Linked DNA regions of Homo sapiens: region 1 is linked to region 2. A link is an interaction called in ENCODE POLR2A ChIA-PET data of the cell type or tissue named here. Cell type or tissue: Caco-2. All regions are shown on one strand. Links, peaks and the distances in the headings refer to the core of each region. The heading gives the core; the rest is flanking DNA.

Region 1 (2,820 bases), core at 65-2,564, 110 kb before region 2:
AAGGTGATTAAGTCATGGCAGTGGATCCTTCATGAAAGGTAGTGCCCTTATAAGAGGCCCCAGAGATCCCCCTCACTCTTTCCATCATGTGAAGACATCGGAAGAAGACAGTTGTCTATGATCCAGGAAGCAGGCCCTCTCCAGACAAGAATGTGCTGGCACCTTGATCTTGGATTTCCCAGCCCCCAGAACTGTAAGAAATAAGTTTCTGTTATTTATAAGCCATGTAGTATTTGGTATTCTGTTACAGCAGCCTGGAAAGACTAAAACATATGTACATACCACACTTGGTTTATCCATTCATTCATTGCCTCCACATTTTGGCTATTGTGAATAATGCTAGTAATGCATGTGGGTATACAAATATCTCTTGTAGACCCTGTTTCAGTTCTGGTGGCTAAATATCCAGAAGCAGAATATTGGATCTTATGGTAATTCTGTTTTTAATTTTTTTTGAGAAACTGACATACTGTTTTCCATAGTGGCTGCATCATTTTACATTCCCATAGAGGTGCTTGTTTTTGAGACAATGAGGAAGGGCATATCAATGCCATCAGAAGAGTGATTAAAAAACAAATGTGGGGGAGAGATTTGTTGAGATGGAATGGGGAGAGGTGGAGACAAAGAAGTTTGGCTCTAATAGTCTTTCTTTTCTCAATGACCTTGACACAAGGTTATCATCTCCAAGGAAGAACACTGCTAAGGAGGAAAAAATAAAGGTTGAGGAGAGAAGTAAATGAAGGTTTCGTACAGCTAGTCCGTTACAGGAAAACAGGTAACATTCTGAGCTCTGAAGCAGAAGTCTAGGCACTGTTGTGGGTTAAATTGCGTCCTCCCCAGCAAAATGATATATTGAAGTCCTAAACTTCAGTACCTCAGAATGTGACTTCATTTGGAAATAGGATCTTTGCAGATGAAATTCATTAAGATGAGGTCATACTGGAGTAGAACAGGCAAAACCCAACACAGCTGGTATCATCTTATAAGACGACAGCCATGTGAAAACACGAAGACATACAGGGAGAGTGCCGTTTGACGGCGGAGGCAGAGACTGGAGTTACGCAGCTGCAAGCTAAGGAATGCCAAAGACTGCTGACAAACTTCTGGAAACCAAGAAGAGTTAAGGAAGGATTCTCTGCAGAGTCTCAGAGGAAGCACGGCCCTGCTCACCCTGCTGACACCTTGATTTTTACCTTCGAGCATCCAGGACTGTGAGACAATCCATTTCTAGTGTATTAAGCCACCTAGTCTGTGGTATTTGTTATGGCAGCCCTAGGAACTAATATAGCCACAGGGCATGAATCTGCAGTAGGACAAGGTCATCCTATGCCAAGGCCAAAATGAGTATTTCCAAATTACTGTGCATCCCACCTGTGAGCAATATGCTTCCTGACACACAGTGATAATGTAGGTAATAAGTCAATGTAATACATATTTTGAATCACAGTCCTTACTAAAGGGTTTTCTTTCTGTCTTTTCCAGGCATAAATGAGGCATGCATATGAACACACTAAATTGTATGCTTCTAAGAACCAAGAGGGGAGAAAAAAAATCTCAGTATCCTGGGGCAGAAATATGTGGAGTAGATGTGTACAAGTAATGCCTTAGTGCTGTCATCATCTGGAAGTTCTGGATTTTATTTCACCTAATTTGTCCCCTAATTTTTTTTTATGGATTATAATCCTAAGTATGGCTCTTACTTCACCTGTAAAAGTCAAAGACATATCTAATTTTTAAAATTTCTAAATCTGTCTGCTTTTTCCTTTTTCTGACTTTGGTCTTTGTCCTAAGTGCCAATGATTTTTGGATAAAAAATCCAATTATTTTCCTACTTTTACACTTGAGTTTCATGGGGGAAAAGTCAGCATTAATGGTCTGGTGATGAGTGCGAACAGATGAAGCCATCTAAGAAAAAGCTGTCGGTTATGTACTCCTGGGTGACTCTCTCAGAAGCAGACGTTCAATGGCTGTGAGAGCAAAAGAACCAAGGGGCTGTGGGGGTGTCAGCGCTGCACTGATTTCAGTGCAAGACAAGGGTTTAGGTCCCGCATAACATCTTAACAGAAGACTACGGCGGGCGCCCCTTGGAAGGGTAGCTCAGCTATTGCTGATATGGAAGCAGTGTGGATTATTTGGTTAGGCAGAATAACCTTGAACATCTGCCAAGTCAAAACACAAGTCATAAAAACAAACACAAAGCTTTCCCTGGCTGCCCACTTGCTCTCTGCCTTTAAAATATTTCTTGCTTTTGTTAAAATTCACCTTCATCCTAGTAAAAGAGGAGGAAAAGAGTTGTGAACTGCAATTGTAAAGAAAAAACATCCAGTGATAACTACATTAAAATTTTTTTTTTACAAGAAAGTATCCAGTAACAAATTGTTTCCCTCCTCCCTTCCTTCCACAGCTCCTCGTATATATATTTTTAAAAGCATTTAGACTTTGGCTTTTTATGAAAGGCATACAGTAAAAGTATCACAGTTCCAAAATTCCAAAGCAATTTCACAATCATAATGAAATGAGGGAGGAAATGGTTTTGTGAAGGTCTTAAAAACAATCACCCCACGTTGCTATGTGAAGCATCTTTATACATTATAAAGGGCTCGGCAAAAATTAGTTCATTCATTCAACAGGCACTCATCGAGCATCATTTATACACTAGGACCTATGTAAGAAGCTAGGGATGAATAAGACACAGTCTGCCTGGTAGAGCTCACAACAGAGGGAGACAGTTATTATTATTATTGATTATAATGTGGCTAGGCTTCTCCTGCCCTATTCCTACCTCCAGCCCCCAGGAACCTTGATTTTAATTCACAAAGC
Region 2 (2,820 bases), core at 206-2,705:
GTTTTTAACTTATTATAACTTATGTAACTAATCCCTTAATGTTGGGGCACATATATGTTTTCTCAACTTTTCATAATTATAATTAACACAGAGCAGTCATAACTGACAATAAACTAGAAATAAAAAAGACAAGAAAAATGAAAAAATACTTAAAAATAAATGAAGTCTTACAAAACCTCTCAATTCAAATTGCTAATATGTGCAAAATTAGTAACTGAAGAATAATTTTTTTTCTCTTTTCCAAATTGTTGTTTAAACCTCAACCTCTTGACAAACTTGGGTTCTAATTGTTTTTCTGTTCACTAATCTTTTAGGTTAACTCTGCCCTCCGCCCACACTGAACTACTTTCAGTTCCCCTAACTGACCATATTCTTTTTCCAGGGATTTGGATATGTTTTTTCAGTTTAGAAAACTCTCCCTACACAACACTGACAAAATCCTAATAAATCTTTGGGCTTCAAAGACACTTTTTATGTAAAACCTTTGCAGGTCCCTCAGAAGCCTGAGTGAAGTATACCTTAGTCACCCTGTAATTAATTACTTCACCATATTACAATGATCTGTTTACTTGTCTGTCTTCCCCACTAGACCCAAAGCTCTTTGACAATGTTTTGTTCACTATTTATCCCCAGCGCTGAGAAAACAGCCTGACCCATAGCAGATGCTACTCTATAAATACCTAATGAGTGAGGAATGAATGCATGAACAAATAGACTCTTAAGCCTCTGGCCTAGGAAGATGGGCAGCTCCTCATTCACCCAGATGACTGGATCTTGCTTATGAACACGGCCAACAACATAAGGCAGCTCTCTGAAATATATGTTAGAGCCTCAATCTTTCCACTGCTATACAATCTAGGAACTTAGGCACCTTTCCAGAAAACAACACCTCATCTAAGAGGTGTCTCCTGAGAGCTACTCTTGGAAGCACCGAAGTCCTTTTCACAAAGACTGCAAGGTCCTTGAAAAGATACACTGTGTAACTTCAGTGTACAATGAGCAGCTGGGAGTGTTTTGGGCGAAGTTGGTATAAAAGGGTGCCTTTAATACAATATTTAGGTAGGTTGACCTGACTGCCTAATTTATATGACGAAATATTAAAGCCCTGGGTACTGTGAGGATTTCCTAGTACTAAAGTTTGTCCTTATGTTTCCATCTTTCTCAGTATTGAGATTACAAATCTTGGAACACCAGTTCTGAGGGAGCTTGGTAGTCTTCCCTTCAACAAAGGCTTTAAGACACAGGACATATGCCTTGTTTTCTCAAGTCTCATTTCAGAAGATTCTTCCCACTGCAAACACCAATGCTATTTTTTTTCCCTCCTGACCTTTGTCAACTGTGTTGCTGTACTGCATTTGGAAGTATTACAATGGTCATTACCTGCCCTGTTTATTCAGTGTTAAGTATTAACAAGGCCTGTGCTATCTCAGCTGCTGTCATATTTCTCCAGAAAAGAAATGCCTATGTAAATGTCCTAATGCAAACAAAAGACTCTTTTTCTAGGTGGGGGTGGCAGAAGACTTGGAGACAATTGAAAAGATGGAAGAAAACAGTAGATATTTTAAAAGAACAGTTTTCAGAAATATATGAAATAATTGCACCATGAAATCTAATTTGAGGCTGATTTTTTTTTTTGTTTGTGCATTTGGTCAGTTCTGGCCTGGTATTTGCTCATATTGAGGCTATAAAGCACATATTTCTGGATTTATTTATAATGACTTCAAATAGTTTGATATTGAGCAAAAGTGTATAAATATATTACAGAATAAAGAGAAAAAGTAACCCTTGGCATCAAACTCTCTTTGTTTAGGGTTTACATGTTTGGTTTCTTGTGTGGAACAGCTATGTCAGAGTGGGTGGGATCCTGTTTCTGAGGGAATGGAAGAGTGCTGACAATATTTTCTTGAGCACAAAGAAGGGTGAAGAGTCTTATTAAAACTCCTACCAGATACTGCTTGTTGGACAGTGAAATTGCAAAACTTGCAAAGAGGAGGGCCAAACACCATGCAGAACAGATCAAATACAAATTAAAAAATTGACTTGGGGAAGAAAAATCTTTCACTAGAGTCAGCTTTTCTGTAGAAATTGGCCCGTTCTCATAAATTTACCTAAGTTTGTGCTTGGGTCAGATGACAAAGCAAAATTCCATCCTCTGATAGTTGCAAAAAACTGCCAGTGAAACAAACTGAAGCCAAATACATACTTCCTAGATGACATCCGATCCAGAGAAACAAAGGTGTAGGTCACTTTTTCATTTTTAAAGTACCCAAGGAGTTACAGAGAGATGAAAATAGACAATACGTGGAGAAAAGAAGACTGCTTCTCTTCTGTAGCTATAGCCATATGAAATAAAACAACTGTACCTGCTGGGACTTACAAATATGTGTGTTATTTAGGAGAACGGGCTCTGGAGTTACACTTGCAAGCTCTGAATCCCAGTTTAACCATTCCATTACTGTGTGAGCTTAGATAAGTTACTTAACTATTTTTAATTTTCTACCTTTTAGAAGTGAGTATGGACTACTTAAGCAATAGAAATTAACTAGGGCTGGAAAAAAAGAATGATTTGCTGGAAGTACTTCAGCAGCATAACCTTTATGTAAGAACAAATATCATCATTTATTGAGGGCCTACCTAATGTGTGCCAGGCATTTTGGATACACTATTCTAATCTTTATACATCCCTGCAAGGTTAATACTATTATTCCCAATTTATAAGGTTCAAAGTAGCTAAGTAATTAGATCTACGTCTTGAAGCTGAAAAGTGGCAAAAATATCTACCCATATTCCTTACCTAATTTTTTTTCCTTATTTTTAAAA

Evidence for each region. ChIA-PET counts read pairs that join two places held together with the same protein. Peaks named below come from ENCODE experiments on the same cell type or tissue, not always from the same donor. Only the 100,000 strongest peaks of a DNase experiment are listed, where the experiment ranks them.
Region 1: POLR2A ChIA-PET joins it to region 2 with 5 read pairs; 2 of 35 experiments call an interaction of 5 or more read pairs at or near these places.

Annotation. Positions count from the first base shown.
Region 1 is chr4:139,911,661-139,914,480 of GRCh38, forward strand. All of the region lies in intron 1 of MAML3 (mastermind like transcriptional coactivator 3), which reads right to left. Among named protein-coding and RNA genes, the nearest start is that of MAML3-AS1, 210 kb to the right of the region's middle. In Caco-2, for the core only: no CTCF peak of the experiment used is centred there; no DNase peak of the experiment used is centred there.
Region 2 is chr4:140,018,787-140,021,606 of GRCh38, forward strand. All of the region lies in intron 1 of MAML3 (mastermind like transcriptional coactivator 3), which reads right to left. It overlaps LOC124900783 (a long non-coding RNA gene), which reads left to right. Exons shown (of 3, transcript XR_007058278.1): 1 at 1-2,820. Among named protein-coding and RNA genes, the nearest start is that of MAML3-AS1, 110 kb to the right of the region's middle. In Caco-2, for the core only: no CTCF peak of the experiment used is centred there; DNase peaks (open chromatin) are centred at 725 and 1,375.